3 separate regions of the Mus musculus genome follow, and regions 1 and 2 are each linked to region 3. The links are chromatin loops, found by intact Hi-C in ENCODE. Cell type or tissue: left cerebral cortex. All regions are shown on one strand.

The links. Peaks named below come from ENCODE experiments on the same cell type or tissue, not always from the same donor. Only the 100,000 strongest peaks of a DNase experiment are listed, where the experiment ranks them.
Region 1: a loop joins it to region 3, with 2.7 times the contacts of the local background. A loop is called at or near these places in 10 of 42 quality-filtered maps.
Region 2: a loop joins it to region 3, with 2.2 times the contacts of the local background. A loop is called at or near these places in 5 of 42 quality-filtered maps.

The regions. Positions count from the first base shown.
Region 1 is chr19:56,568,679-56,576,678 of GRCm38, reverse strand. Nhlrc2 (NHL repeat containing 2) reads right to left here. Exons shown (of 11, transcript NM_025811.3): 3 at 5,808-6,263; 4 at 1,800-1,921; 5 at 395-524. Among named protein-coding and RNA genes, the nearest start is that of Nhlrc2, 24 kb to the right of the region's middle. In left cerebral cortex, a CTCF peak has its summit at 3,322; DNase peaks (open chromatin) are centred at 2,340, 3,287 and 4,535.
Region 2 is chr19:56,584,840-56,592,839 of GRCm38, reverse strand. Nhlrc2 (NHL repeat containing 2) reads right to left here. Exons shown (of 11, transcript NM_025811.3): 6 at 4,571-4,670; 7 at 1,033-1,264; 8 at 325-447. Among named protein-coding and RNA genes, the nearest start is that of Nhlrc2, 41 kb to the right of the region's middle. In left cerebral cortex, no CTCF peak of the experiment used is centred here; a DNase peak (open chromatin) is centred at 4,327; H3K27ac peaks cover 1,109 bases.
Region 3 is chr19:56,716,905-56,724,904 of GRCm38, reverse strand. Adrb1 (adrenergic receptor, beta 1) reads right to left here and starts at 2,788. Exons shown (of 1, transcript NM_007419.3): 1 at 1-2,788. The coding sequence starts at 2,533. The coding sequence ends at 1,133. In left cerebral cortex, a CTCF peak has its summit at 3,110; DNase peaks (open chromatin) are centred at 3,030, 3,275, 3,864, 4,140 and 4 more places; H3K4me3 peaks cover 4,180 bases; H3K27ac peaks cover 4,682 bases.

The DNA.
Region 1 (8,000 bases), 150 kb after region 3:
TAATGTATTCTATTTGTATATATTATGGTTGCCTTTGCTCTAAACAATGAGCAAACTCCAAGCCATAAGTACAAACATACAAAACAAACTACATAATTAAACATTTCAAGATTATTTGTAATTAAAGAATTAGATAAGATTTCTTTTTTTTTTTTTTTTTTTTTTTTGCTTTGTTTATTTTTTTGTTTGGGGTGTTTTTGAAACAGAAAGGTTTCTCTGTGTAGCTCTGGCAGTCCTGGAACTCGCTTTGTAGACCAGGCTGACCTCAAACCCAAAAATCTGCCTGCCTTTGACTTCGAAGTGGGATTAAAGGCATGTGCCACCACTGCTCAGCAGAAAAGAATGTTTTAAAGACCTCATTTTCATCAGCAGCATGTTCTGTTCAGCTCCATACCTGAGGTCCCAAGCGCAACGTCCCACGGGGAGCTGATGGGCTGCTTGTCTCCCTCCTCGCCCCCTTCTGTATCTGTCCCTTGAATACCGACACCAGCCACAGTGGTCACCTTCTCAGCTTCCAGGTCTATCTATAAGAAGTTTAGTACATCTTTTATTCAATGCCTGTTACTTTTGCTTTCAATATGTGACTAATTCCAACAGAACATACTGAGTATCTGAACACAGTGTCATAGAAGGCTGGCTAGAGAGGACTTGTCATGCACATATTTAATCTGTCCCTCTCATTTCCTGGTAGTAGGAAGGAGTGAATTACCCACATACTACCTCATGGAGGAAAAAAAATAAGTTAAATTTTAAAAATTATTCAGAAGAACCAACTTTTAAGAGCTCAGTAATTAAAACCACAGCATTTTTCTGTAACCTACACACAGCCATGTTAACAACGTTCACATAAAATAGGGCTTAGTGACCAAATAAGTGCACTCCCTAACTTGACAAGAGTATATCAGCATATTTAAGTGTCTAGAAAGTTCCCAAGACTAAAACACACAAAGAAACAACAAAAAAACCCCACATCCCCTTTAATTCTTTAATCACAAAATGTATTTATAAAAATAAATTTGCACAAGAAATGTTTCATTAAGTTTATGTGTGTGTGTATATATATATGTATGTATGTGTATATATATATATATATATACATATACATATACATATATATATATATATATATAAAAACTTGTAATATTCTTCCTTAACAAATATCTATTGCACATCTAACCAGCCAGATCCTGCTCAGCAGCAGAGAAAGCACAGGGCCTTTACTAAGGTTGCGTTACACACTCTAGCCTCACACTTGCTATTATATGTGTGATATGTGGTAACTTTGTCAGATAAAGATAAATGTCAATGCTGTGATTACTTAACACGGGAGATCATATGCACTTTGATTAGTTATTGTCCAAATTGACAATAATTTAATGATCAGTAGACTATAGTCAAAATCAGTATTGGTAGGAAATGTTTAAGATAGCTAGGTTTATCTATAATGGAATATGATAGTCATATCATTTCTGTGACTAAAACAGAATAAATGAAGCATACAAAACACTGTTTAATAAATTCCATTTGTTTACAAAAATTCTCTAGAAATAGTCTTTGAAGTCCAAATTTGTACAGGAGTATATTGACAGAGAGTTTCTCTGAAACCTTAATGTATTTTTTCCTTTCCCTCCCTCTCTCCTTCCCTCCCTCCCTTCCACCCTTTCTTCTTCCTTAATACAGGTCTCATTAGCCCAGCCTAGCCTCCAACTTGTATGTAACCAAGGATGACCCCGGACTCCTGATAAACATCAGGTATCTTGACTGGAACTGTTAAAACTTTAACTTAAAATGAAGATTACCTTTCTTATAAGGTGGTTCTCAGTGTCGGCCACATAGATGACATTATCTGCTATAGCTACACCCTGTGGAGAATTAAAAGACGACTCTGAAAACATCCCATCTTTCCTTCCAGGGTTAGGTCCTAAAAGACAAGACAGTCGTGAGATTTTTTTTTTCCCACACTAAAAAAGCAACTTCAAAATAATATCTTCCAAATAAATGACTTTAAAATTTGCATTTTGCTGGGCAATGGTGGCGCATGCCTTTAATTCCAGCACTTGGGAGGCAGAGGCAGACGGATTTCTGAGGTCGAGGCCAGCCTGGTCTACAGAGTGAGTTCCAGGACAGCCAGAGCTACACAGAAAAACCCTGTCTTGAAAAACAAACAAACAAACAAAACAAAACAAAACAAAACAAAAAAACCCTTGCATTTAATGCTGGGATTTAAAAAAAATAAATAGCACAGTATTTCAGTATTTCTATTTTAAAACGAAAATATGGGGTGGGCAGATGGCTCAGCAGTTAAGAGTCCTGGCTCTTTTTTTAGAGGACTGAATTCAACTCCCAGCACCCACATGGCAGCTCACAAACACTAGTCCCTGCAGGATATGATGCCCTCTTCTGGGCTTTGGGGCCAGTGTATACTACACTATACACACATGGTGCACAGACATACGTGCAGGGAAAACATCATACACATAAAAATATTAAATCATTAAAAATTTTAAAATAAAAATGTTTGGTATTTTCCTCTATCTCTGTTTCTATCTATATTGGGTAATGACAGGACTTATACTGTAATAGTTCTTAGTGTACTTCAGTAGCATATATAGCAGAAAATAATTTTTAAAGCTTTTTAAATACCGGCTACCTATACTAGAATGTTTAAAATATCACTAACCGTTCAGCAGCTAAAAGGATAGTTTTTAAAACGTGGTTTATTTTATGTATGTGTTGCCTGCGTGTATGTATGATAAGCACCATGTGTGCTGACTCCCACAGAAGTCAGAGGATCATTAGAGCTCCTGGAGCTGCAGTAACAGATGCCTGTGAACTGCCACATGGGTGCTAGGAATGGAACCCAGGTCCTCTGAAAGAACAAGGGCTCGTAACCACTACGCCATCTCTCTAGCCCTGAAAGGGATTGTTTAAAAAAAAAACGATTGTTTTTTAAAAAACAATTTTGGACCACAGACTCGTTTGACTATAAAACAAAATTATATATACCTCCTTCCCCAGAAAAATACTCACACCCGAACTGCTGTAAATAGCTCTACACCTCGAGAGCCATCCTGAACTCTTGAGTCAAGATCCCCGGGGTGGGGTGACACTCCTTCCCACCCGGTGTCTCACTGTCACTAAGCCATGCAACAAGCCATGTGTACTTGAAGACAGGCAGAGTGACTATGGCCTAATAGATGGCCTCTCAAGTTCTGAACACCCTAGCTCCAAGCAGGCACAGTGTGACACAGTAATCCACAGAGCTGCTCCTCAGAGGCTCTGAGTCAGTACTCCCACCTCACAGAGCTTTGCAAGCGCCCACTGGCTTACGCAGTGAGAAGAGGGACTAATCCTAGTGGCTAGGGGACCCACGCAAGTCCCATTAACTCCCAGCTCTACTTTCTCTAGTTGGTGATCTGGGTCTATGCTTTATGTCTTAGTTTTACTTCTGAAAAATAGAACGAATAATATCTGCTAATACCCCGGTTCATAGTATTATAGGAATGAAGATAAAGAGATGCAGGCAGCGTGCTTAGAATTAAGACAGGGATGTGGCTTGCCACCATTACTATTAATACGATTATTGTTGCTGATGTTAAGAGTTCTGCAGAAAGAATAGGGGGTGGGGGACGAGCTTGATGGCTGGTACTGCAGATCTGAAAATGCTGCACAGTGCAACCACGTGAATCTCCACAAGACACCAGCAGAGTAGCCTGCCTAAGAAACCTGACGACACTGTACGACCACCGACTGAATCTCCACAAGACGCCAGCAGAGTAGCCTGCCTAAGAAACCTGACGACACTGTACGACCACTCACTGAATCTGCTAAGTCACTTGAAATCAGGAGTTCCTGAAAATATGTGACCAAAGAATTCTTTTTTAAAACTTAGCTGGAGACTAGCAAGTTGGCTCTACAAGTAAATGAGCCTGTTTCCAATCCTGACAGCTGGAGTCTGACTCTAACCTTAACGATGGAAGGAAAGAGCTGACTCCTAAGAGTTGTCTTCTGACTATCCCAGGACACACAAGCACCCTTCTTTTCCCCAACGCACAACAAACAAACAAAGAAACAAATAAATAAATGTAACAAATAATATTAGGTGGCTATGGTGGCATATTCTTGTAATATCAGCACTTTGGAGGCAGGAAGATGGCTGTGAATTCAAGGTGAGTCTGGGACACAGTGAGGTCCAGGCCAGCCTGAGCTAGAGACAGACTGTCTAAAAACCATCAAGTTAATGAGTATGTTAAGAGTTGGCAGTATTCTTAGAGGCACACTTGAGAATACCATTTGCTGATGGTTTTTGTTAAAAAAGAACATTGTTGGGCTGGGTACAGAGGCACATGCTTTTAATCCCGTTCAAGAGGCAGAGGCAGGTCTATCTCTGAGTTCCAGAGCAGCCTGAGCTACACAAAGTGCTATAGGACAACCAGAAGTATATGTAAGACCCTGTTACGAAGAAGAGCACTTACCTACATCACTTCGCACGTTATAGCATATTGAAATCTGGGTGAGAAGATGGCTCAGCTGGCAATGTGCCTGTTGTGCAATCATAAGGATTGCCAGCATACACAGAAAGCCAAGCGTGGCAGCACATGCCTTTACTCCTGGCAGGCACATCTGTGTGAGTTGAGGCCAAGCTGGTCTACATAGAGAGTTCCAGGCCACCTAGGACTTCACAGTTAGACCCTGTCTTAATAAGAGCAACAACAACGCCCTGTGTTGCATCTAGAGGGACAAAGCAAGCAAATCTCTGGAGCTCAGTGCTTAGCAAGCCTGGCCAAGTCAATAGGCTTCAGGTTCACTGAAAGACCGTTTCAAAAGGTAAGGTGGCTTCTATGCATGTATCAGCACACAGACTCACATAAGCATGTATATACACCAAAATCACAAAGCCAAAACCAGTTAAATTCAAGACATTTTTCAAATAATAACTGTCATAACTGTTAAACTGAAAATATCAAGTAGCCCAAACAAACAAGCTTCACAAAACAGCACATACTCTAATAAAAACCATAAACAATGACATAAGAGATGAGAACATCTCAGCACACACAATGAGCAATAGCTTAGGACCATGTTTAATCTACTTCCACAGGTAAAGTGTGTCCTATGCTATCAAGTGGGATTGGCTATATACAAGGGGTGGCTTTCCCTCTGTCTAATTTGCTGTGTCAGTTCAGCCCAGATAAGCAGATTAGTATGACTGTACTTGGGGGATTTTACTGATCGTGCAGATAGAAACTAGAGGCGTGTTCTCATCTAAGGCAGGGAGCTATGAAAGGAGATGGCCTGGGCTTGCATGGAAAGGGGAGGGGTTCTTAAGGGTGAAACAAGAGAGAAGTAAGAGGATGTACAAACCCTAGCCTGTTTACTTTACAGTGTAAATATCAGGTTTCTTGCTCACTGTCCTGAGTTCTTGTCTTGAAAACTATATGGACATATTTTGTTATAGAAGAAAATATGAAACTCGAATTTAAAATGTCATTGACCTAAAATCTTGGTATATATTTCCGTGAACAAATAAATGTGACCCTTCTATTGAAGAACAGGATGAAGCACACAAATACACCTAAGAGATGATATAACATAATGATCTCCTTTTGACGTGAAGCTTCTGGGTTTTGTTTGCTCTGAAGAGGACGGGGAGGTTAACTCAGACACACAGACTAAATAACAAAATAACTCGGTGATAAAGTCACAGGGCAATTCGGGCTGCCTTTGTATATACACTTGAGCTATTTTTAAACCGGAAAGATATGACAGACTCATCAATAAACAGCATGAGCAGGAGCAAACCTTACCTCCAATGCTGCTCTGAATGCGCCCATTCTTCTGGATGACCAAGATCCTATGGTGCCCTGTGTCTGCCACCACAAGTCGACCAGTAGCATGGTCCACTGCTACTTTGCCAGGGAACAGCAATGGTGAAGGTGGCAGAGACTCTTTGAAGAGTTTTATTCCAATTTTTCCATCTCTGATCTGTCCCCTGTCTTTGTAATACTTTAAAGCAATAGACGTATATGAAAATAGTTTATCTCTGTGTCCCTCTCCAATCAAAGAAAACAGCAGGTTTCCACGGGGTCCCAGTATGACCAGTGTTGGCCAGCAAGAGACTTCAAGCTCCTGCCAAAGGCTGGCATCTGCATCGTTAACCACAGGGTGGGTGATGTTGTATCTGAGGACAGCACTCTTGATGTTGTCCAGGACCTTCTCATTGGGAAACTTAGCCGAGTGAACACCGACAATCAGAAGGCCATCTGAAAAGGGGATGTGCATGTTAGACATTAGGAAAATCTGAAAATAATTATCCATACACTAGAGCTCGCTTATTAATATAAAAAACCTATAGATTAAAAAAACAACTAGATTAATGTATTTAATTGTATTTAAAGAAGTATATACAAAACTAATCAATCTAAATCTCAGACAATCTTGATTTTAACATAAACACAGGATCACATTCATGGGTAGGATTAGAACTCTACATTTTCAGGTAAAACTTTTAAAGAAAATGGAAGGACTCAACCAAGGGAGGCGCACCACAGAAGGTAGGGCCAGTGTTACCAAGGTAAAAGCTCTGCTGTCAGCTGAAGCCACTCGAGTGGCTAACACTCCAACTGAAACCCCACTGCATTCTGGTCAGAGAACCAGGGAAGCCAGAGTGTGGAGAAACAGTGAAAATACTATTGTCTCAACTCACATGTCTCCAAACTACACATACATAAGGCAAGACCAACAATGCATAGCAAATTCTGAGCACTAAGAACTGAATTACTGAGTAGAGAAGATGGGCAGAGGGGCTGGAGGGGTGGTGCAGTGGTTAGGAGCTTACTTCTCTCATAGAGGACATAGGTTGGGTACCTGGCACTTATATGGTGACTCACAACCATCTGCAACTCCAGGTTCAGAGTATTCAGTGCTCTCTTCTTGTCTTGGAAGCATTGCATTCATGTGGTGTGCGTGCGCACACACACGCGCGCACACACACACAGTCACATACACACACACACACACACACACACACACACACACACACACACACACGACCAATGCGCATACATTAAAAATAAATATATTTTTAAATTTAATTTTATTTGTAATTCATTTTTTACACTCCATATTCCATTCCCCCCATCCACACTCCAACTGTTCCACATCCCACACCTCCTCCCCACCCCCATCCCCCATCTCCACATGGATGCCCCCACCCTCATCCCCCATCTCCACATGGATGCCCCCACCCCCATCCCCCATCTCCACATGGATGCCCCCACCCCCACTCCACCTGACCTCTAAACTCCCTGAGGCCTTCAGTCTCTTGAGGATTTGGTGTTTCATCTCTGAATGAACACAGACCTGGAAGCCCTCTACTGTATGTGTGTTGGGGGCCTCGTATCAGGTGGTGTATACTGTCTGTTTGGTGGTCCAGTGTTTGAGAGATCTCCGGGGTCCAGATTAATTAAGACTGCTGGTCCTTCTACAAAATCTCCCTTCTCCTCAGCTTCTTTCAGCCTTCCCTAATTCAACAACAGGGGTTATTACTTCTGTCCATTGGTTGGGTGCAAATAACTACATCTGACTCTTTCAGCTGCTTGTTGGGTCTTTCAGAGGGCAGACATGCTAGGTCCCTTTTTGTGAGTGCTCCATAGCCTCACTAATAGTGTCAGGCCTTGGGACCACCCCTTGAGCTGGATCCCACTTTGGGCCTATTGCTGGACCTTCTTTTCCTCAGGTTCCTCTCCATTTCCACCCCTGTAATTCTTTCAGACAGAAACAATTATGGGTCAGAGGTGTGACTGTGGAATGGCAACCCCATCCCTCACTTGATGTCCTGTCTTCCTGCTGGAGGTGGGCCCTATAAGATGGGAACTTATAATCAGAAGTAACCGTGCTAAATGTCTACTAAAACAAAACTAAATTTATCTATCAGGACTTCAATAGAACCCAAGTTCCACATATCACAAAGTTCCAATATCTTGTATATAGTCTGAAAT
Region 2 (8,000 bases), 130 kb after region 3:
GCTGCTTTTGGTCAGTTTTATTACAGCAACAGAACGAAACTCCAACAGCTGGTTCACGCTTCCCCCTAAAAGGCCCCCTTTTTCCTGCCATTGTTACTTAAGCACCTTTGATGGGTCACAATTCATACATTTAGGTCACAGCCCCTGGAATTAGCTTAGCATTTCCCTCAGTTCAGACACCGTAAGGCTACAGCAAGAAGAGCCCAGAAGAAGCTGTGCAGCGCCAAGGGCTGTAGCGCTGAGGGCTGTAACGCCCAGGGTACAGATGCTTTCTGTATCTAGAGTGGTGCTGGTCTGAGGCACATGGGCCTTCAGCCGACTCACCTTGTGATTGTAGGAGTCGGCCACGTAGAGCACTTGCCTCTCCTCGTCCCATGCAACCCCAAGTGGATGCTGAAGCTTCGCATTGATGCCTGCTCCATCAACATCACCAAAAGCAAATAAATTCTTTTATTTTTTTTTAAAGAGAAAGAAACAGCAGTTATTAAAATTTTCAGTGCTTTGTTAGGAGGTAAAGTGAAAACTAAGATTCCAGTGTTTCTAAAGCTGGGAAGCTCTGACTTTTCCCAGTAGTTCCAGCGTGCGATAGAGAATGGGGAACACAGTAGGCTCACTCTGCACTCTACTAACTGCCATGCTGTCTTGCCCACAGTAGGCTCACATCTAGTGCAGTTCTCCTGCTAACCCACTGCCACAAACCCGGTGCAATCACTCTCTTCCCGTCCCCTGAATGCTTGTATGTAGTCAGGTGGGCGCCTTTCTCAGAGGGAGGGCTTTACTTGTATTTCTTTTGTGTAGCCCTGGCTGTCCTGGAACTCTCTCTGTAGACCAGGCTGGCCTCGGACTCAGAAATCTGCCTGCCTCTGCCTCCCAAGTGCTGGGATTAAAGTCATGCGCCACCACTGCCCAGCTCTGTATTTATAGCCACACTCTCTCTGCTTTGACTGCATGTTATTACAGACAGGCCAGAAATGAACCCCTGCACTCCATGGATGGCTCACTCAGGGATGTGCGCACAGACAGGTTCTTTACCATGGGGTCTCGCTCTCCGCCTACGAGGTGCTTCACAGCTCCGTCTCTCAGCGAGACGGTCCGCACGGTGCTGCTCTCACTGTCAGCCACAAAGAGGCAGCTCCAGGGCTCTTCTGAGGCGAGAGCGAGGCCTGACGGCTGGGCAAAGCCTGCCTTGTGAGGATATGCGTTGTTTCGGTTCTCTTCATTTCCACTTCCAGCAAAACGAATGCAGGTTCCTTTTTTTAGGTCACTGAAAGACAAGCTCATAGGTGAGTTCATGAGTCACTAAAGGGGCATAAATAACCAACTTGACTATGACAGCAGTTACACAGATCCACAGAACCAGTGACGGACTGCCTGCCCACTGCTGCGGCTGTCCAGGCTCTCTCTTGGTGAGAGAGAGCTACTAAGTAGGGGGCCCTCTCTTCTCTTTAGCATAATAACCAACTACTGAAATCACTTTCTAATACCCGGTAAGAAATCCCTGACGTTACTACAATAATGATCAGATTATGAGATAATAATGAGATGATTTTATTCTCATTTTAACTTCTTACTTTCATACAATATCAGGTTCTAGAAGAGAACTACTAATAAAGAGAATATCTAGTTTTGGTCGTTTAAAATGTCTATGTCTTCTATAAAGCAGTGAGCAGATTGAAGGAAGCCAGGTCTCTCAGTATGAACATTTTAAGGAAATGACGTAGTGACCGCATTAAATGAATAGTTATACAAGACCCATTTTTACATGCACCAGGAAACACCTCCCTGAAGTACTGCAGCACAGAGCGGCACACAACTGTAACAAGTTCTGGGCAGCTGCAACTGCAACTGCAGAGGGCTCTGTCTCAAGATGCTGAAAAGGACCCCTACTAATTTCTTTTGTAACACAGAGAAGTTGACACCTTGATTTTTAAATTTATGCCAAAATGATTATAAGGAAGACAAGGCGCCAAGAGAGAGGGAGAGGGCGAGGCCATGAGATCACCGCCTTGCACTGGCACACCACACAGAGGTCCAGTGCGAGTAGCACCCGCGACTGCTACGGGGCACAAAGGCGGGTAAGGGCGAGGACACAGGATGAGTAACACACTGCTGAAGCACGTGCAACACTTACTGCGAGGGAAGAGGTCTAAGCACGTCAGAGAAGAGTCCCGTGGGAAGGAGAGGTGCAACAGTGAGCTGACACTAAGCACTAGGGGCCAGCACTGCCTGCAAGTCTGTATTAGACACTATCTTTGTAGCAATGCACCCACAAAATTAAAATGCAGACTGATGTAACTTGAGCAATCATTTTCCTACTATAAATATCGACGAGCCTTCTGACAAGGAGACTTAGGCAGCCCTGCCAGGACATCCCAGCTGCTGTGACCTGTGGCTGCTGCTGTACTCACACCTCATGCACCACTGGTAACCCAACTGCTCACGTCACTACTGCCTCTTGCCTAGATGACAGCTAGAGTGTCCTGAATGGTCTTGCTCCACTCTAAGTGCTGGAAGGGTTCTTCCAAGAACACATCAAATCAGTTCACTCCTAGATTAAAACTTTCTATAACAACATTTGGAATGTCCAGATCTCTTAAAAGGACTCAAGGTGTGGCAAGACCTGATGTTACTGACACCAGCAGCATCAGCTCAGCTTGGAAGACCTCTCTACAGAAGTCCTCCATGACACTTCAAATCCCTTGGCTAAGGATCTCGGCATGAAGGAGCGCAGATGCTGCTGACACAAGCACTCTCTACTGTCACTGTTTGCCGATCTGATTCTTCTGAGGATGGGCATGTCTTCCTTTTACTTCTAACACAGAGGTCATCTAACTGCATCCCTAGTGTCCAACACAGTGCCTAGTGAAAGGAACCAACGAACATTTTATGTCAGTGGTCCTCAACCTCCCTAATGCTGCGACCCTTGAATACAGTTCTTCACGTTGTGGTGACTCCCAACCATATACTTATTTTTGTTGTTATTTTATAACTGTAATTATTACTAAGGTAAATCATAATGAAAATATCTGTGTTTTCTGATGGTCTTAGGTGACCCCTATGAAGGGTCATTCAGTCTCAAAGGGATCACAGCCCACAGATTGAGAACTGCTGTTTCAGATGCGTGACTGTCATAAACCACTACACAGCTGCGTTCCACACCTGTGCCTGGACACCGGAGGTCTTGAACTTGCTAGACAGCTGTCCCTTTCTACAAATAAAGATGAGTGTAGTGGGCTGGGCGGTGATGGTGCACACTTTTAATTTCAGCACTCAGGAGGTAGAGGCAGGTGGATCTGAGCTTGACGCTAGTCTAGAGTACAGAGTGAATTCTAGGATAGCCAGAGCTACACAGAGAAATACTGCATAAAAAGCTAAAAGCAACCAAAGATAATTGTGATAGCTTGTAAGCTTGTACCTACTTCCTATTACTACATAACAACTTTGTGGTCTGTGACTGTGTTCTGGTCAGCTTTTGGTCAACTTGACACAAACTGGAGTCGTCTGAGAAGAGGGAACGTCAACAGAGAATGTGTCCATCAGACTGACCTGTGGACAAACTTGTGGTCACTGATGATTGACATGAAAGGGCCCCGCCCACTTTGGGTGGTACCACCCTGAACAAGTGGTCCTAGGTTTGTGAGACCGCAAATGGGCAAGCCAGTGTGCAGCTCCAGTGGCCTGGCTCAGTGCCTTCCGCAGGCACAGGACAGACTTTCAGTCACTTACTTATTCTACATATAGGCTCTTACTGGGCTGTTATCTAACAGATACAGCACAGGGCCGAGTACACTGAGTAAATGGAACCAGGCTCATTTCTTTAAGAGGTAGTCTAGTAGGAAGAAACAGTTATAATCAGGCATGAGCCAAGAGACAGAGAAGAGAGGAGCAAAGGGGAGTGCAGCCAGCCCCGCCTGAGGCTGAGGGAGGAGGGGGAGTCAGGAGAAGTACTGCTCCCCACACTCACGTGCCCGCCTGGTGCCAATGCTATCCTAACTCTTCACACAGCAATCCCCTAGGTGACACAAACACATACAATGATGGAAAATGACAGAGGTAAAGGGGCTCACTCACTCTCCTGTGCTTCCACAGTAAGGAGAGCTAGGACTGCCATGCAGCACTCTGAAGCACCTGAAGGAGTGACTGCAGACACAGGAACTGTGTTTATGTTGTGAAGGATTAAAGCCCCACCTAACATTTCTGGTTCTCTCTCTAGGCACTCAGAAGAATGGCTCCTCCCAGGCTCTTAGAAATTAGATGCAGCCACAGGCTTAACTAAGGCTGATGAAATACAAGTGGAAGTGACGTTATGTCACCTCTGAGCAGCAGCTTTGAGAACCAGCTAGTGACTCACCACCTCCTCCTCTCTATCTCTGCCAGAAGGGCTGGCAGAGCTCCTGACAGCAGCTGCCTCCTCGGCCTGGGGAGCAGACCAATGCTCCCCAGTGAAGCCACTCGAGAGAGCAAGAAGCCTGTTGGGCCATGTGGCTGAGTGTGCGCACCCTGGCACGGTGACCTGGGCAGGGAAGCTGGGGACTAAGGAGGACGGCTGTCCCAGGACACAGCCACTTACCTTTTCTTTGGCAGTGTGCCAGAGTCTAGGAGGAGTGCCCATATCTGATGAGTCCCTGCCATGGCTATCCACAGGATGTCATTTCTTTGGACCTCTGAACCTTTATGAAAATAAGTAGCATGTATTATATACATATCTGGTTACTATGATACTTTTTAGGAATTGAAATCCATAGATGATACTAGTTTTTATAAATCAGCTGTTTCAGAACACGGTTCCTCAGGGAAGATGTGTTACTAGAAACCTTCCACCTCACCTGCAACAGTTTCATGAGAACCCAAAGCTGTCATATTTTTTTTAATTAAATGCAGTACAGGGTGATAATTCAATACATGTTTACAATGTGCAATGACAAAATTAAATCAATTAGCATTTCCATTTCCTTAAACCAAATCCACACATTCTTAATAGCAGTATGTCAATCTGCATCTCTGGAAACAATGTTTTTAAACACCGATTAAAACATTTTTTATGTGACACAAAAATGGGCTGATATTCTCTAAGAAAACTCTGGCAATTTCCACAAAAGAAGTGATGCTTTTAAGAGCAGTGTGGAAGCATACTCCTGTAGTCCCAGAGGCTAAGAGGCAGATTTCAGAGGAGTGTGGTGGCCCATTCCTGTACTGCAGAGGCAGAGGGGCAGAGGGGCAGAGGGGCAGAGGGGCAGAGGGGCAGAGAGGCAGAGAGAGGCAGAGAGAGGCAGAGAGGCAGAGGCAGAGGCAGGAGAAGCCCAAGTTGGAAGCCTGTTAGACTACATAGCAAGTTCCAGGCCAGCCTGGGTTACAAAGTAGAGACCCTGTGTTAAAACAAAATAACAATAAAAAGAAGCTAAAGGAATGTGTCTTTTTATTACCAAAGGCATGGGATTTGATATTCAGACACAAAGTAGATCAGTCATTTGCAAATGCACTATCTAGTAGCCTCTAATACTTACGGGGTTGTGTCTGTAGGAGTGTGCACATGTGTGTGTGGAGGCTGGAGGTCAATGTTGTGTCTCCTTCAGTCAGGCTCTGCTTTATGTACTTACTAGACAGGTTCTCTGTGTACCTAGAGTTCACTGATCTGGCTGGACTGGCTGGCTACTGGGAAAGTCCAAGGATCCTCCATCTCAGCCCCCAGGGCTCTGAGGCAGGCCGAGCTTTTTATGTGGGTGCTCAAGACTGAGTTCAGATCCTCATGCTGCACGGCAAGCCCTTCAGCAAATGAGCCACCTCTCGGGCCTGGTTTAAAATCCTTCAAGGAGTTTAGCAGACCAAGGGTACAGTATATTATAATATGCTGTTTACTACCATGAATTTTACCATCTTATTTTTGTCTAAATCTGAATGATGTCACACTTATTATAAGGGGAAAAGCTCTGCTCCTCAGATTTATTCTGTTAACATATTTAATTAGGAGGCACTCTGAAGTAACTGAGACGCTTTAACTAAAGTAGTCTGGTAAGACATTATCTTACAGAATTATTTTATTTGTAATTTTTTAAATTTCAAGTATTTTGTGATGAGAAGGGTATTCGTTCCTAATTAGTAATAAGTTTCAGATGTCTTTTAATTTAGTAACAACAGAAACAACGTACAATGATGACGGTTCTCAAGTTATCAAGGATACTATATCTCTGAGCGCTTTCCAAAACCCATTCCCGACTTTGGAAAGGCCCCTGAGATAGGTACTGTTAGCAAGTCCCACTCCAGATGAGTGCCCAAGCACAGGGAAGCTAGCATGCCAGGTCAACTAGCCAGCAAAGGAAGGAACTGAACTCTGGGCCCAAGCCAGGCTGAGAGCAACAACGCCTCAGTCATGGTGTGCTGATCCGCTCTCTGTTCTCAACTGCTCTGCAGCAGGAAGTACCTCAGTGTGCTTCCTTCACACAACCGTGCCTGCAGATGTAAGTGCTACCAACGGGGATTCTGCTGCCCATGTTCTGGGGACTCAGTCTCTGCTTTATCACTTTAAAAGGAGATCAAAAGGCCTGCACAATTAATTTTTAACACACATCACTTCATCAGTTATTCTAGGGCTACTCTCTGGGACTGCTAAAATGACTATGTCATCTAAGCTAATAAAATATTCCATTATTTCAGATATAATGACATTCAGATGAGAACTGCTTACAGGCAGCAGTACTCAAATGTCAGCCATGATCATTATTTCATGAATCTGGATCTTACCTTTAGAGCATGTTGCATTAGGCAAGCATAATAGATCTACAAACTCAACAGCCTGGAGCAGATGGCACTGAGGGTAAAGAGTAGGACACAATGTCTCCCTCACGTTTGTTAATTCGATAATAAGCACTGACTACTACTGTACTACAACACACAGTATCCACAATGCACAATGTTTACAACTGCTTACTTGTGTTAAAACCATCACAAATCGAAGATTATAAAGGTACTGTCTAGGACCCAGTACATGCCAGTTCAACAGAAACAACCTACGATGATCATATCAAACCATGGGAATGAGTTCAAGTTCCTGATTAGATAAAGGTATTATTAACCAAGGAAATGAACAACAGAGTAACAGAAAAGCTTCAGTAAGCGAAATAAACAAAGGCACGAATGGGTCGTACTTTTACAACGTCTGGAATGTTTCCCACTCACGATATTCCAAAGCCTATATTTATCCCATAACGTGTTTAGACTAATACACAGAGAACTGTAGACAATTACAGTTTGAAGCCCACTACTAGGCTCTCCTAATTTGCTCTCAATGGAATTAAATTAAGCACCTGGTGTGATGATGGCCTTTGACACAAGAGGACTCAAAGCATCCTTTCTATGATCGAGGAGCCAAATAGTTCAGGGTCTGAATCCTGGCTGCAGTTTCTTCACCTGCCAAGTGAGGCTGACTGTCCAGCCTTAAAGATAGCCAAGGGGATGAGTCCAGGCTTGGGAAGCTAAGCACCACACAGTACTGGTGAGTGCTGGGTCCTAGACAGTACCTGCAGGCTCTCAGTTCCTACACCAAGAATGCTCCCTCTCCCTTCTCCTAGGACTCGCACTGGCAGTCCCCAGCTTGTAGCTCTGTTCAGACTCTTGCTTCCCTACCCAGCATGGCAAACCTGTACCATTATCCTCCAAAATCACCACCGAGGGGAGCAAACCTCACCAAAATCAGCTCTGCTCGTGAGAGAGACAGTACCAAGGTCATCCCAGAACGAACCCTTATTTTATTACTAATTACTTCTATTTATTTTTCATATTTTAAAGATATCTAAGTGTAACTGGATTATATTTCTGTGGATTTTACTTTGATTTTTCAGATAATTTACAATGGGGTTGGGCTTGGAATCTAACAGGGCTGAGAATTCTCGAGTTACATATGAAAATGCAGCCTTTCAGGGCTTCTTAATGTTTCTAATCATAAAAACTGAGCAAACTAAGACCCACAGATAACCTATTTATGAATTTGATAAGGAACACTTTCA
Region 3 (8,000 bases):
CCAATAAACCATCAACTCAATAACATAATAGACAAGAGAAACTGAGTTTGAATTTTATTTTAGCTTTTTAAAGATCTGCCCACCTCCCCATCCCAGTAAAAATATTTAATTTTTTTTGTGCAAGTTAACAACTTCTATGAATTTTACAATGCCTAACACTGTGCAAAATGGCCTTCCAACCACTGCCTTTTTTTTTTTTTTTTGCCGTCTTTGTTTTTAGCCACATGTGCAATAATCTCAACTGTTTCCTTTTTGTTCTGTCCTATCTTTAGTTGACAGAGTCACATGTCACAGAGAGAGACTCAGCGCCTGGTCCTTCCAACTAGTATTGATACATAAATAAGCTGTTTAATATAAACAAGTCTTTCTATCTTGCTGTGCAATATGCACAGAGTGAGGTAGAGGACCCACAGCAGGACCACCGAGGCGCGCAGGGCACAAGGTTTGCCCTCTAGGAGAAAGCAAGGTGAACCGTGCTCCACACATAGTTTCTCGAAACCAGATTTGTCTGTTTCGCATCCTTCTTTTCCCTTTGCTTTAAGAACAGGAGACACCAGTACTCCGGAATTAGTATGCAATTTCTTTAGAAAGCAAAGGGAAACACTTCCTGGCTAATTATCACCGGCCCCGCCCCCACACCAAACCTGAGCTGAATACTTAGGTTCCTAGGTGTGGAACCGGAAAGCCAGGTGATAGACTCCATCCTGCCCCCTCCCCTCCCCGCCTAGTTTCCACTCGGGTCCTTGCAGAAAGTGTCAAAACCCACCTAGGGGCGGGGGGGGGGGGGAATGCCTGAAGGTGCATTAAACACACGAAAGGCCGAACCTCAGAGAGAAAGGAACTCAAGACAAGCCAGTAAGCCATACTAAGCCACACTCTCCCAACTCCTCCTAAACTTTCCTTTTTGCGCAAACGCTCGGTCCGGGGCTTTTCTGTACGTCTCGGATGATTCGATAGATCTGTGGGCTTTGCATTCACCTGCTTTCGGTCTTGAGTAAACAGAGATCTCCTCTCTCCCCTGGGGAGCGGCTCAGGGGCGCCCAGGCGGGCTCTCTTCCTCTAGGGATGCAGAGCCCGTGTCCAGCCCGGGACTATGGGGAGCGGCGTCCGTGCGCCCAGAGAGCCTGGCTCTCTACACCTTGGACTCCGAGGAGAAGCCCTGGCGCCCCGGCTCGTCCAGGCTCGAATCGCTGTCCACAGTGGTTGTCCCGCCGTTGCAGCCGGTCCAGGGCTCCAGCAGGCGCGCCGGTGGGGTGGTCCCGGCGTCGTCGTCGTCGTCGTCCGAGGGAGCTCCGGGGGACGGCGGCGGCCCAGCTCTCGCCAGGCAGCCGGAGGCGCGCGGCCGGTCCCCGTGGGCTGCGCGGCGTCTGCAGGCGGCCCGGCGCGCGCAGCAGAGCAGGCGCTGGAAAGCCTTGCGGAAGTCGGGGCTGCGGCAGTAGATGATGGGGTTGAAGGCCGAGTTGGCGTAGCCCAGCCAGTTGAAGAAGACGAAGAGGCGATCCGGCACCAGGTCGCGGTGGAAAGCCTTCACCACGTTGGCCAGGAAGAAGGGCAGCCAGCAGAGCGTGAACACACCCATGATGATGCCCAGTGTCTTGAGCGCCTTCTGCTCGCGCAGAGCCACGAGGCGCGACGGCCGCCGCTTGCTGGAGCGCCCGTTGGCCAGCGAGTCTGCGGGGCGCGGTGGCCCAGGTGACGGCGAGGGCTCAGGCGAGGGCGGCCGGGCTGGGCCGCCGAGGAAGCGGCGCTCGCAGCTGTCGATCTTCTTTACCTGTTTTTGGGCCTCGCGGAACACCCGCAGGTACACGAAGGCCATGATGCACAGGGGCACGTAGAAGGAGACGACGGACGAGGCGATGGCGTAGGCCCTGTTGGTGACGAAATCGCAGCACTTGGGGTCGTTGTAGCAGCGGCGCGCTTCGTCGCTCTCGGCCCGCCACCAGTGCATGAGGATGGGCAGGAAGGACACCAACGCCGAGATGGCCCACACTGTGCACACGAGGGCCCGCGCTCGCGCGCGCGTCAGCAAACTCTGGTAGCGAAAGGGCGACGTGATGGCGAGGTAGCGGTCCAGGGCGATGACACACAGGGTCTCAATGCTGGCCGTCACACACAGCACATCTACCGAAGTCCAGAGCTCGCAGAAGAAGGAGCCGTACTCCCAGCGGCCCCACACCACGATGGTGGCCCCGAAAGGCACCACCAGCAATCCCATGACCAGATCAGCGCTGGCCAGGGACATGATGAAGAGGTTGGTGAGCGTCTGCAGCCGCGGGGTCTTGGCGATGGCCACGATCACCAGCACGTTACCCACCACGATGAGCAGAACGATGAGCGCCAGCAGTAGGCCCATACCCGCGGTCCACTGCTGCGACAGCGGCGCTGAGCCCTCGCTGGCTGGAGGCAGCAGCGAGGCGGGAGGCGACGCGAGCACCAGCAGCCGCGCCGCGGTGGCCGCACCGTCGGGCAGCGGCGCGGCGGACGACAGGTTGCAGGGTTCGGAGGCGCCCAGGGCGAGCGCCCCCGCGCCCATGCCGAGCTGCGGAGGCCGGGGGCGGGGGGTGTGGCGGGGCTGGGCCGCGCCTGGGGAGCACCCCAGGAGCCGGGGCTGCGGGGCCCGCGCGGGGAGGTCGCGGCCAGGTCAGGGCAGCCGCGGCTCGGGGCCGGAGGCATGGACGCCGGGCGCCTTCTCCTCCGTAGCCGAGCGCTGTCTCCGCCGCCGCCGCCGCCGCTGCTGCTGGAGCCGCTGTCGCTGCTGGAAGAGCCGCCGGGACCTCAGCATGTTTCTGAGCGCGCGGGGCCGGCGGCTCCAACACCCAGCACCTCCCCCCCCCCCTTCGCTGCCACCCCCCCAGCCAGCCCCCGGGGCCGCGCGTCAGGCTCCCGCAGCCAATCGCCGCCAAGGCACGCCCCCGACAATGGTGCCCCCACCCCCAACACCCAGCACCCCCTCCTACCCGCGATTGAAAGGCTCCAAAGATTGCGGGCGGACTACGCAGCCAGCACCCACGGGCTGCAGCGAGCGCGCCCTTTCCTGCTCAGGCTTCTTCCAGAGTCTAGTCTGCGGCGCCCCCTGCGGCGCCCCGCCGCCTCCTGTGCCCCCCGCCAACCAGTAGTCTCCGTTAACCTTAGCACCCAGCTCTCCTTTTGCCGCTCCCGCAAGAGCGCCCTTATTTCCCTTCGGCACCCCGTAGTTCCCTCGCCTCTAGTGCCCGGTTCCTGGTAGCTATAAGAGAACCTTACAGGCGTCTCGGAGACGCAGGAGTGCCTTGGACAGCCTATCTGCTGGGATTGGAGGAATTTAGCTGTGAGACTGGGGTTCTGCCATCAGGCAGCCTGGCTCTTCCCTGATCGCGAGGGGACCTGGCCAGCATGACAGCTTGGGGGAATAGGAAGTGGGTGTTAGTGATTAGAGGAAACTTTGCAGCCAGGCGGGTTGCTGGAGCAGGGTACGCATCTGTCAGAAAGGCTCTCTGGGCGCTGTTCTCGCGCGGAGCTGTGCTCTCTCCTTCAAGTGCAGTAGATGGGGAAAGGAAGGGAAGGTTTGTGGATGTAACTGCCAACACCGAGGACCAGTCGGATACACACACAGGCCCCAGTCCCAGCTAAAGAAAAGGATGAAAGAGTTCTGAATATAAAGGAGAAGTTTAGGGCAACATTCAGTCCAGGGTAAATGACGTCGCCCCACCCCCACGCCCCTCGTGGAAAGAACACGGAGAATGACGCTTCAGACTTTTTGACTCCAGTACCAACACCTTAACATCCGCATCTGTGCTCCGTTACCCATGGGATTTTGCAATCTGAGCTGAGCCAACACAAGGTGCTATCCCTTTTGGGTTGACGTCATGAACTGGGATTTCAGATTTCTTGGGAGGGTGGCTAGATTCTCAAAACTGTGGGATTAGCTTTGGGAAGATGAGGGAAGAAAATATATACATACTCAAGGCGATTAAATCTGAAAGCATTTAAAGTCATACCACATTTCCTCGCTTCACATTGTCGAGAGAATCCGAAACTAGAGTCTTTGGCTTCATTCCTGATGCGAACAGAGGATGGGACCTCGGGCTGAGGTCCTCTGATCTACCCCTGGGAATGCCTCTACCTCAGGCCGTAAAAAGGAAATCTGTAATTAAGTTCTTGAGAAGCGAACAGTTCCCAATTGTCTCAGAAGGGAAGGGTGCACGGTAGTGTTATATAATGTTATGTAATGCTCCCGAGTCCTTCTTGCATTGGAATAAAAAGATTAGCATCTGGGAGGAACATCAACATGTGGCCAAGCTGGTACTCTCACCTTGCCAAAAGACACAGGCTCACAGCTGTCCATCCACAGCCGTACTCTTCATAAAGTCAAACCCGTGGATGTGCCCTAGGATCAGGCTTGACCACTGAGAGTGTTACCACGGGGGAGTGATCTGTTTATTCACCCCTGCCCTGGACTTACCAAGTTCTGCCAAGTTGGGGAGTTTTGAGAATCAGGGAACAGGAACTACACCGAGGGCAGAAGGAGTTGGCACCCATAGTCACCCCAGCCTCTTCAAGCCAGGGTCTCTCCTTCCTGTGGCTTTTAGGGGATGGCTGAAAGGACTCAAGGGACAATCTGAAAAACGCCCATGTTTTGAAGTGAGCTGACCAAGAAAGGGCCTCTGAGTGCTGGGGTGTGGGGAAATGTGGAAAGAGGCTTTCTGCTAAGTGGTGCTATTGGGGTGCAGTGTATCGACCTCGTGTCCCCAGGGCATGGGGTTTCTTGGGATGATAAGGCCAGAACTGAGCTGTAGAGATTGGAGTCAGGAGCCGAGGCTGGTAACCTTGTGCTATTTATATGTATGAACACACCAGGCGGCAGGACCACCATTCTGGATTTTGTGACCTTTCCCCTTGATGACTTGGTGTTACATCAAGTTTCTCTGCATTTCTGTGGAATAAATACATTCAAGTAAGCATTCAAAAACCAGGAGGCTTTTCTAGCAGGGCTTCATAGAGAGGATCCCAGATGCTCTTAGGGACTTTCCTCAACTGTACTGACAGGCGTACTTAAAATAGTGTAGCCTCAGCTAGCATGGAGGTCTCTCTCTCTCTCTCTCTCTCTCTCTCTCTCTCCATCTCTCTCTCTCTCTCTCTCTCTGCTTCTTAGAAAAGGATATGAGATTAAGAGGAAGTTCAACATAGCCACTGACTTAGTCTGTTTTCTGTTGCTATGACCGGATACCTGAACCTGGGTAATGTAAGAAGGGCTTTATTTTGGCTCAGAATTTTGAAGGTTGAGAGGTTCAAGTCCAGACACTTGCCTCTCTGTGCAGAGCAGAAAGCACAAGGGGCCTCTTGAGGAGTAGTAACAACCCGCTCTTCTAACTCCTGTCAGATCTCATAGCAACTATGTATCCATCCCGTCACAGCAAAGCCACCACTTAACACTCCGTCAGACCAACTGTTCAATATGGTCATTTTCTATCTGCCACTCAAAGTGCATCAGTAGGAATCCTTCCCAGTGTTAATTGGCACACCTGAGAATCACGAGTCCCTCCCCCGCTGCCTCTTTTCCCATCTGGCTCCCTGCATCCTATGGGAGACAGTATTCGGTGTGCACTCTGTGACTACCTCTCCTTATCCCCTTCACTCTCACAGAGAGCTGAATGTGTAGTTCAGCTGTACAGCAGTTACCTAACAGGCAAAGGCCCAGCTCCATCCAGGGATGACAGCCTTTACCGGCTCACTGCATAGAGTTCTGTACGCCTCTATCGTAGGAAACTCCGGCCTGGTTTCGGATCTAATCTCTTCCCAAAGCTGGGATATATTCTTGTCTTGCTTCTCCTTCCTCCTTCCGTCTTCCTTTCCCTGCCTGTTGCTTCTGGAAATAATTTCCCACTAACCTATGGTAACTGTGGCTATGATAGATTGCCTTTTGACGTCTCTTAAATCATTTTCATCTCTGTGTGATTTTTGCCTTTTCTAGGTCATATGTTTATGGAGAGCAGGAACTATCTTACCGTTTTTGCAGCTTCCATGTTCATTAATAATTACTTGACATTAGTTAATATTTAACTTGAATTCATAAATGTCATATTTAATTAAAATATCTTTTTTGCACAAGTGAGGAATGGTTGACTATTTCAGAACTTGGGAGTCTCCACTCATGCTTATAGCTCACACGGACCAGTCAATATTTCCATATAAGCACCTCAAAACACCCCGTTTATGAGCAGCGTCTCATTGTGTAGCCCATTCTGTCCTATGATCTAGGCTGGCCTCAAGCCCACAGCAGTCTTCCTGTCTTGGACTCCTAGGTGCTGAGGTTTCATGAACTGCCACAGTCAGCTAATTTCCACTCACTGGAAACATTATAACACTACTTATGCCTTCCCCACCCCCACCACCTTTCCCACCCCGGGAAGATCGCTGAGAATCTCATATCAAGTCCCAGATCAAGTCACATATCTATAGTACAGTGATTAATAGTCAATTCAGCCCACTCATGGTTACACGCCATGAACCTGACATTTCCAGTCTTAAAAATGAAGGTGAGCAGACGGACAACTGCTGGGAGACAGGCCAGAGAAACCCTAGGAAACGCATCAAACTCCACTAGCAAAACTGTCCTGGCGGCCGGTAATAACCTCCAGCTACTTGTAATCAAGCTATCACTAATCAAAAGATCTCCTAATCAGAGCTTAAGTGGTTCATCCTCAGGATAGACAACACAGCTTGTCACCTAAAGCCATATGGCTGCTCCAAGGATCAGTCCGTGCTAACTGAAGGACGGACAGCCTGGCTCAGGCTGGCACTTAAGGTCATATGCTAGATCTGGAGCCACAGTTTACACAGGGACAAGCAACTGCAGCCGCTATCATCACAACAAGCACAGAGGCGCGTATACAGTAAGCACGGTCAAGGCTGGGCTACTTAGAAAATCCAAAGGCTCTCCTCTCTCCCCACCCCCTTCCTCCCTCTCTGCCTCCTCCTCTTCCTGGTGTGTCTGACAAGTACATTGAATAATGTCAGAGCCAATAATAATATTTTTCAAAATTTGGATGCATTGGAAAGAGTTCCGATGGGGAGGGAGATGGGTAGAAGATCCAGGTTCCTGTCCTGGCTTGGCTGTTTGACCTTCAGTAGTGACTTCACCTTTCAAATGAATGCACTGTTTGCTCACACACTCGCTCTCTCTCTCCCTCTCTCTCTCTCTCTCTCTCCCTCTCTCTCTCTCTCCTCTCTGTATTAAGGGTGAAATAAATAGAATACTTTATGGGAATTTTTTTTAATCCACACGCTATGTATTTGTAATACACGGCTGTACACTGCCTTATCACTGCGACCTTTCAGATCACAGAAGGTGCCAAGATCTTCAGAAGAGTCCGTGCCCTTAGATAAGCTCCTTAGTCGGTGTGACCCTTCTTTGTCATACTCAGTATTTATTGTGATTCAGAGGATGGGTAGCAGGGGATTATTTTTAATTCTCTTATCATGAGCAAATCGTCTTTTAAAAGACTTTTTTCCAGAGAGGGGGGAGGTGGATATGGTTTTGTTTTTTTTTTGTTTGTTTTTTGTTTTTTCATATCCTTACTTAGCATATGTACCTTGCTCCACCCCCCCCCCCTTCTTCTTTCTGTGGGATTGGTACCAAAGTGGAGGTCCAGATGCCTGATAAGTAAAGGCTGAACCACTGAGATACATGTCAGCCCACACCCCACATTGTTATGTGTGAGTGTTCTACCTGCATGTATGCCTGTGCATCCTGTGTGTGCCTGAAGCCCCAAAAGATGACAAGAGGGCATCAGATCCCCCTGGAAATGAGTTACAAAGATGGGGTGCTGTGCATTCCCGGAATCGAACTTGCATCCTCTGGAAGAGCAACGAGTGCTCTTTACTGCTAAGACTTCTTCCAGGCCCCCATTTAAAAAGTGTTTAGGTTGCTGTGTGCAGGGGTGAGTGTGGGGTCAGGGGCAGACTTGTGATGCTCTCTGCATCCACCTTCTACAAGGCTTGTGAAGATGGAACTCGGGTTT